3 separate regions of the Homo sapiens genome follow, and regions 2 and 3 are each linked to region 1. The links are chromatin contacts, found by Hi-C or POLR2A ChIA-PET in ENCODE. All regions are on one chromosome and are shown on one strand. The core of a region is the stretch at or near the end of the contact, and the rest is flanking DNA. Distances in the headings are between cores, read along the strand shown.

Region 1 (2,700 bases), core at 136-2,635:
CTGTTTCCATTCTCCTAATGATGCACATTCATGGCAAGTGACAAGTCTAATGTGCTCAGCTGGACCTAGTCATAATCTCTCTGAACCCCTTAGGTACAGCCCCGTGACTTCCCAGTTGCCAAATATTTTCATCTCCCTTACCATGAGCATCTGGTTTCAGATGCATGGTTAAAGATATGACCAGACAGACAGAGAAGCACCTCAGCAGAGCTTCCTAAAACACCTTCAGGATGGCAGGCATTGTGTATGCTCAATCTGCTGCTGCTATTATTAGAGTCACTTCATACTGACTAAGCTGTTATTGAGGAAGAAGTGGATTAAGACTTATGGAGTCTGAGTGGTAAATGCATGATGCAGGGCTTTTAGGGCAAGATCGGTGGCATGCAGTTTTATTCAGCACCACACCTCAAATGCTCAGCAGGGCAACCTGTGTTAAGGGCACTCTCTAAGCAGCAACCAGGCAGTTCAAATGTTTGAATGACTCATCCTAATTGACCTTCTACTGCAGTCCAACCAGCCTCAGGGATGGGCAGTCTGGCAGCATGGTGCCACAAGATAGGAAGCATGGAGCAAAGGAGGGGAAGCAAGGCAGCTGACAAATGTCCACAGACTGGGCAGATGAGTCACATTGTCCCCCTGTGCCTCTGCTTCCCCATGAAGTTCAGGGACAAGAACACCTGCCTCCTATTTGTCTTCTGAGGTTGTTTTGAGGACTGGAGATAATGTTGGCCAACTGCTTAGAACTCTGAAAATTGCTAGAGCAGAAATACAAATGGAATGTCAAATCACAGTGGACATTTTGAACCCTAGCCTCTCCAATAGATAGAGGTGTGCCATTTAAGTCTTTAATTAATGCAATGTCATTACATGACAACCTAACTAGTAATTAGAGAGCCGTTAGATACAAAAAACTCAACTAAATTGTGATGTGGCTGCTTCTCAAGTAGAGTCCTTATAGATGGGGGCAGAGAAAGAAAGAGCCCTTGAGAGGTGCATGCTGGACACTGTAATTTTTTGTAAATGGTATCTGTTCAGAGTGGGTATGGAAGAAGAGCCCAGACCAGGTGCGGTGGCTCACGCCTGTAATCCCAGCACTTTGGGAGGCTGAGGTGGGTGGGTCATTTGAGGTCCAGAGTTCAAGACCAGCCTGGCCAAACCTGTCTCTACTAAAAATACAAAAATTAGCCAGGTGTGGTGGCGTGCACCTGTAGTCTCAGCTACTCAGGAGGCTGAGGCAGGAGAATCACTTGAACCCAGGAGGCAGAGGTTGCAGTGAGCTGAGATCTTAAAAAAAAAATAAAAAGAGGAAAGAAGATCCCACCACATTCCAACAGAGACAGCTGATGACAATCTACTTGATACTTGAGTTGGATCCAGAGTGGGGTGTGTACCTGCTGGCCATTTGCCATGGATCTGACTCATGGACCTGACCTGTGCCCAAGTGAACAGGGAGCAGCACTGTGGGCAAAAAGCACACCCAAGTGAAGTCCCTAGATAGAGGTGGCTTCTCCAGAGAGAGAATAAATAATGAATAAGAAAATTAGATATCTGGGCTTCATTTATTCCTACAGGAAACAGAAAAGAAAAATTGAGAAAAATTTACATCCTTAGAAGACTGCAAAGTAACTCACCTCTCTGAAGCAGAATCAGAAAACCATAGAACAGGTTGAGGTGGAAAGGCAATGGAATGAAAGGAAAAGGGAGATGAACTCGGATAGCAGAGTTAAAATTCATAATAGAGATAATGAGGAACAGAATTGGCAATGTGATGTCACCTTTCTCAAGGCAGTTTAGAACATGTTGCTGGGCATGGTGACACGTGCTTGTAGTCCTAGATACTTGGGAGACTCAGCTGGGAGGATTGCTTGAGCCTAGAAGTTCAAGACCAGCCTGGGCAACAAAAAAGAACATGTATTAATGTACTTAAATACATATGTGGCCTTTTACCCAACAAGTCATTTCTAAAAATTTAATAAGAGGAAATAGCAGTACAAATTTGCAATGATATAATATATGGAATGTTAATCAGGGCTTTTACAGTAGAAAAATCAAACAGAAAAGAACCTGAGTGTCCACCAATAGAGAAGTAGTTAAATAAATTATGGTATTAAAAGATCATAATATTAATATGAAAATAATATGAAGCAACTATTAAACTAATTTATTTAGCACAGAAAGATATTTATTTAGCACATGCTATGTTATTAAAGAGATATAATGCAGGAAACAAAATAATACATAGAGTAAGATAGTGTTGTTTTTTTTTTTTAAAGTCTATGTGTGTATGAAGCATAGAAAAAGAAGTCCAGGCTGGGTGCGATGGCTCATGCCTGTAATCTCAGCACTTTGAGAAGCTGAGGTGGGAGGATCTCTTCAGCTCAGGAGTTCAAGACCAGTTTGGGCAACATAAGAAAACTTTGTCTGTACGAAAAATAAAAAATTAGCTGGGTGTGGTGGCACGCACTGTAGTGCTAGCTACTCAGGAGGCTAAGGTGGGAGAATTGCCTAAGCCCAGAAGGTTCAGGGTACAGTGAACCATGATTGCACACTGCACTCCAGCCTAGGCAACAAAGCAAGACCCTGTCTGAAAAAGAAGGAAAAGAAAGCAAAGCAAAACAAGAAAGCAAGGAAGGAAGAAAGAAAGGAAGAAAGGAAGAAAGGAAGGAAGTCTGGAAAGACTGCATTGTTCACTTTTGCTGC
Region 2 (2,700 bases), core at 79-2,578, 620 kb before region 1:
TTTTTTAATTTGCAAGAAATGTTCTGCTACTCTGCAGAACTGTTCTTCCCTGCACCCATCTAATTGTGAAATTCTTGCAAGGCTTCAAGTCAGGAAGCATTTCAAATAGAAAGAGGAACTTTAAAAAATGTGCCCCTGGGGAAAGATTTTCCCCCTTCTCCTCCCCGAAAAGGACTCATAATTCATTTCAGCTGCTTTGTATTTTCATGGCATCATTTTTTTAAATAGCAATAGAAAATTGAGACTTTATGGGAGAGGCATCAAATATAGGGCTAAATGTTATTTTGTCTTGGTAAGGCCTAGCACAGGATTTTATTAGCTGCTGATATTTTGTGGGAATCCTGAAATATCTAAATTAATTGTCTTCTTTAAACATTTTTTTTTTTTTCTGAGACAGGGTCTTGCTCTGTCTTCCAAGCTGGAGTGCAGTGGTGTGATCATGGCTTACTGCAGCTTTGACCTCCTAGGCTCAGATGATCCTCTGGCCTCAGTCTCCTGAGTAGCTGGGACCAGAGGCATGCACCATTACACTCAGCTACATTTTAAAATATTTTTTGTAGAAACATGTTTTTGCTATGTTGCCCAGGCTGATTTTGAACTCCTGAGCTAAAGCAATCCTACCACCTAGGATTTTCAAAGTGCTGGGATTACAGGCATGAGCCACTATGCCACCGCGCCAGTACATGGATCTCTGTACTTGCCTGGGCAAGGGGGTGAGAATCTGTCTCTACAAAAAAAGTTTTTAAAAATTAGCTGGATGCAGTAGCACACACCTGTAGTTCCAACTACTCAGGAGGCTGAGGAAGGAGGATCCCTACAGCCCAGGAGCTCGAGGCTACAGTGAGCTATGATTATGCCACTGCACTCTAGCCTGAGCCACAGAGCAAGACCCTGTTTCTAAAAAAAAAAAAAAGATATTGGGGTCAACCATCACTCCTAGTCTCTCCATGCATGAGAAACTTCACCTCTAATATAACTCCTTATAGTAGGTTCTCCGACACAAAGTAGTTCTTCAGTAAAGAAAGCCAGTTGCCTTTGCCCCGTGGCTGTCTCACTATGGACCTTTGCCGCCTGTGCTATCCGAAATCCTCTGATGCTCTTTAGTCACTCTGGTTTAGCCTCCTGCTATTAAGGCTGACTGTCCCCAAACCCACAGTAATGAAATATTGGTCATTAATATATTGTTAAGTCGTGGCAGCCCCTGCATCAATATTAAATAATTATGGTGTGCTTGAGTGCTTACCATGTCCTAGGTCGCTGACAGGGTATGATCGACCAATAAGACTGAGACAGGAACTACAGCCATCACCCCATTTCCCATGACAAACAGCAGGGCTCTGAGACTGATGAAACTTGCCCCCAGGAGAAAAGAGGAAGCAGCAATTGGGCCACGCCTCTCTACAGAGTTCTTCCAGTTGTTGACTCTAAACTTCTCACCCCCAAGAAAGTTTCACAGAGAAGTAGATTGCACAGTCTTAACACCAGCCTGAGCCTTGGGTCCAGCTTCTTATCTGCAGTCCAGTCTACTTCTCAGGAATGTCTTTCTAGGCCATTGTTTACATTATTTCAAAACCAAGGAGCTATGAAATTTCTGAGAGTCCTAAGCCTGGAACCTAAAGATTGCAATTCAAGGCCAGAATTTGCCTTGTTGTCACTGTCAACTCACTCTTCTCTTTATTATCTGCTAGCTTTGAGGGCTTTTGAATTCTTAAGACACATCTTAACTCTTTTCTTGGAGCTTTTAACATTTTCAGATTTTTAAAAATAGTTTTGTTCTTTCTTTGTCCTTAGATATCTAGTAATGCTTTCTCAGACTCGGTCAAGTTAACTCTTCTGGGATTTCATTGTTTTAACTGGCACACTGTGGGAGGTCAGTGTGTGTGTGTGTGTGTGTGTGTGTGTGTGTGTGTGTGTGTGTATGTATAAAACAGACATCAAAGGTTTCAGGAATTATTGGTCCTGTCAAAATTCTGAGTAGCTCAGCTCATATTTACTCATGCACCTTACTCTTCCAGCTCGTCTGCACTTCTTCCTTCTGGTTCTTATGTTGGCAGGTGTATTAGTAAGGGTTCCCTGGAGGGACATAACTAATAGGATATTATATATATAAAGGGGAGTTTATTAAGTATTAACTAACATGATCATAAGGTCCCACAATAGGCTATTTGCAAGCTTGAGGAGCAAGGAGGGCCAGTCCCAGTCTCAAAACTGAAGAACTTGGAGTCCAGTGTTTGATGGCAGGAAGCATCCAGCACGGGAGAAAGATGTAGGCTGGGAGGCTAGGCCAGTCTTGCCTTTTCACGTTTTTCTGTCTGCTTAGCCAGACAGAAAATTAGCCAGCAGCTGATTAGATTGTGACCACCAGATTAAGGGTGGGTCTGCCTTCCCCAGTCCACTGACTCAAATGTTAATCTCCTTTGGCAACACCCTCGTAGACACACCCAGGATCAATACTTTGCATTCTTCAATCCAATCAAGTTGACATTCAGTATTAACCATCACAGCAGGGCAAGAGAACACACAACATGATATTATCACAATATTTTTACCACAGCAAACTTAAGGTACCCCATCCACACAGATGCCTGTCAAAATAAAACAGAAAAGGGAATAGGAAGCAGGGGATGAGGAGTTAATTTCTTTTAGACTTGCTGCTTGAACTTATTCAGACTCCTCTTAGATCTGGAGCTGACATTTTTG
Region 3 (2,700 bases), core at 105-2,604, 700 kb before region 1:
CTGTTCCTTTACTCCAGTGAGTCTCTGCAGGTACCCAGAATTCTGCTAAAATTTGGCATCATCAAGGAACAAAACCTTCACTCATGTTATTGCGATAACTTTATAACTTCTCTTTTCCTTATGCCCCATCCAAACCATCCTCTACACTTAAGCACAAGTGAATTTTTAAAAACACAAATCTGAAAGTGTAACTCCCCTGCCTAAACCTTCCACTGGCTTGCTATTGCTGTTGTACTTAAGATAAAACCTCAAGTCTGCCACATGGTCTGGCTGTTGCCGACCTCCCCAGGCACTCTGCGTGCCGCTCTCCCCACCACTCTCCGCCCTCCTTTCCACCCTCTGTTCTGGCTATGAGTCTTCAAGTAAGTCATTCATTCATGTACATATAGTATAAGTATGTATGTATGTAGACATATACGGAAGCAGATAACCAAGTTAGATATCCGTTTGACTAGAAAGCTCTTTCCCCTGTAATGTGTATGCCTAACTGCAATTTTTTGTTCTTCTGACACACACAGAAGCCTTCTCAGACTCTCTCCCTTTAATTATGTTCCCCTTATTAATTTTTCATAATTCTCATAACATTATTTTCACCTTAATAGCTCTTACTACAAATTATATGTGTGTGTATGATTCATGTGTATATATATATATTCATATTAAAAGATCAATTAGTGTTAGCTTTTAAACTAATGTAAGAGTCTTTAGAAACAGGCAAACAGATTAGAAACACTTTTCTTCCTTTTTTACTTCCTTCCTTTTCTTTTTTCCTTCTCTTTGCTTTGTTCTTTTCTCTTTTTTTTTTTAAATACAGGCATAAATATAGAAGGGAGGATCATATATATGTGTGTGTGTGTGTGTGTGTGTGTGTGTGTGTGTATATATATATATATATGTATATGAATCATAGTTTGCCTTTTTGCTCCTCCACTAAATTGTTAGCTCTAAGAAGTGGGACATGTATGCTTTGTTCTCTGCAGTAAATTCAGTTCCCCAACCCCAGATATTCTGGGATTTGATTGGTCAGGGGTGGGGTGGGGTCTGAGCACCGGCCTTTACTGAAAGTTCCTCACATGGTTCTCATGTACAGCCAAGTGGAGACCTGTTTATCTAACCCACCTTCATCATTTTAAGAAGGAAGGAGCTGAGGCCCAGAGAGGTCACCTGACTTGGTCAAGGTCTCTTGGAGCTGGCTATAAGCAGATTGAGACAAGGACTCAGTTCTTTTAGGGCCTGGTCTCTTTGCACACTATAATGTCCCTTCACTTAAGTTGGAGAAGCTTTATCACTGAGTAGAGAGAGGTTTCTTTCATATTTTTGCATTCTTGGAGGATGACTAACTCATGCTTGTTAGCCTGGGACTTTCCAGGTTTTAGCGCTTTAGGTCCTGTGGGTCTCAGGTAAAGGAAACAAAAATATGCCACTCCAAAATATACTTCTTTGGTATATTTTGATATGACTATTCACAGGAACTGCAAACCACAGGAAAAGCTTTGAAAAGCTGTCTTTTGGGGAGGCGGGGAGATTTGCATCTGTAGAGGAAATCTACATTAGTGAAATGAAGTTAACAGCAGACACAAACAGGGTTTTATAAGGCCTCCCTTATCCAGACCTAGGAAAGATTAAATCACAGGAAAGAGGGACTAAAGTTCTGACACTTCAAAAGGTCTGACAGATAAAGTTTTACCACATAAGAGCAGGATACTGTCTGTTCTTTCCGAGGGCTGCTATCCATGGGGCTCTATCTGCATAACAAGATAGCCTTTGCTCACCATGCCTTTTCTCCCCTCTTCCTCCAATAACTTGTCTTGCCATGCCCCAAGCCTCTATTCCTTGCTGTATGGTATATAACCTTCAGCCATCTGGCTTTCCATTGAGTCTCATACTTTGTGTGTGGCTTCTGTGTCCATATGCACATTAATAAAATTTGTACACTTTTTTTTCCCTGTGAATCTGCCTATTGTTAGTTTGTTTTATAGACTCAAATTATTTAAACTTCAGAAGCAAGAGCGAAGGAAATTCTCTTCATCCCTACCCAGGCAAGCTGAGATGGTTGACATCACTGTTTGCACAATCACTAAGTCCAGGTTAGGAAAGAGAAGCAATGCCATACGGTGATTGAAACCCAAATTCTAAAGCTAGACTCACCTAGGTTTGAACCGTGACTTGTCAATTAGATGATGACCTCAGGCAAGCTTCAGTTTCTTTATGTGTAAGAAGGGAGAAATAATGTTGTATGCCTTAAACAGTTGTTGTGAAGATGAAATTAGCTAATATTTGTAAAGCACTTAGCACAAAACATTGTTCATAGTAAAAGATCAATTATGGTTAGCTTTTAAATTGATGTAAGAGTCTTTAGAAATGGATAAAATGATAGATATACTTTTCTCCCTTTTTTCTTTCCTTCCTTTTTCTCTTTCCTTCTCTTTGTTCTTTTTTCTTTTTAAAATGCAGGTGTAAATATAGAAGGGAGATGTGTTTCTGAAGGTCTAGCAATTGCTAGAGCACTAAAATACCTCTTTTTTTTTTTTTTTAACCAGCGCTCATTACTGTCTGTCAACTCTAAATGCCACCCAGACATTTCTAGGTAGTGCAATTTTGCCCTGCCAAGTGAAAGCATTTCATGACGCTCAATCATTAGGCAGCTATTTAAAACAATTTTCTTTCAGAGCTTCTCCTTCCCTTGGGCATTCATGCTGA

The links. A loop is a pair of places that touch in the nucleus more often than their neighbours do. ChIA-PET counts read pairs that join two places held with the same protein, here RNA polymerase II (POLR2A). Pooled maps may share reads with other maps.
Region 2: a loop to region 1 is called in a map with no recorded cell type, with 5 times the contacts of the local background. The contact joins two enhancer-like sites. A Hi-C loop is called at or near these places in 2 of 37 single-sample maps with no recorded cell type and 3 of 50 pooled maps.
Region 3: a pooled map shows a loop between it and region 1 (4-fold over the local background). The contact joins two enhancer-like sites. A Hi-C loop is called at or near these places in 1 of 37 single-sample maps with no recorded cell type and 2 of 50 pooled maps. POLR2A ChIA-PET finds 5 or more read pairs at or near these places in 1 of 52 experiments (activated CD4-positive, alpha-beta T cell).

The regions. Positions count from the first base shown.
Region 1 is chr5:57,031,891-57,034,590 of GRCh38, forward strand. All of the region lies in intron 1 of LOC124900981 (a long non-coding RNA gene), which reads left to right. Among named protein-coding and RNA genes, the nearest start is that of MIER3, 81 kb to the left of the region's middle. Within about 2 kb of position 1,386, at least 2 of the 41 ENCODE cell types and tissues checked have a DNase peak (open chromatin) inside an H3K27ac peak, as active enhancers do.
Region 2 is chr5:56,414,148-56,416,847 of GRCh38, forward strand. No RefSeq gene overlaps it. Among named protein-coding and RNA genes, the nearest start is that of LINC01948, 66 kb to the right of the region's middle. RefSeq lists an enhancer at 1,188-1,237. Within about 2 kb of position 1,329, at least 16 of the 41 ENCODE cell types and tissues checked have a DNase peak (open chromatin) inside an H3K27ac peak, as active enhancers do.
Region 3 is chr5:56,327,702-56,330,401 of GRCh38, forward strand. All of the region lies in intron 2 of LOC105378977 (a long non-coding RNA gene), which reads left to right. Among named protein-coding and RNA genes, the nearest start is that of ANKRD55, 96 kb to the left of the region's middle. Within about 2 kb of position 1,355, at least 8 of the 41 ENCODE cell types and tissues checked have a DNase peak (open chromatin) inside an H3K27ac peak, as active enhancers do.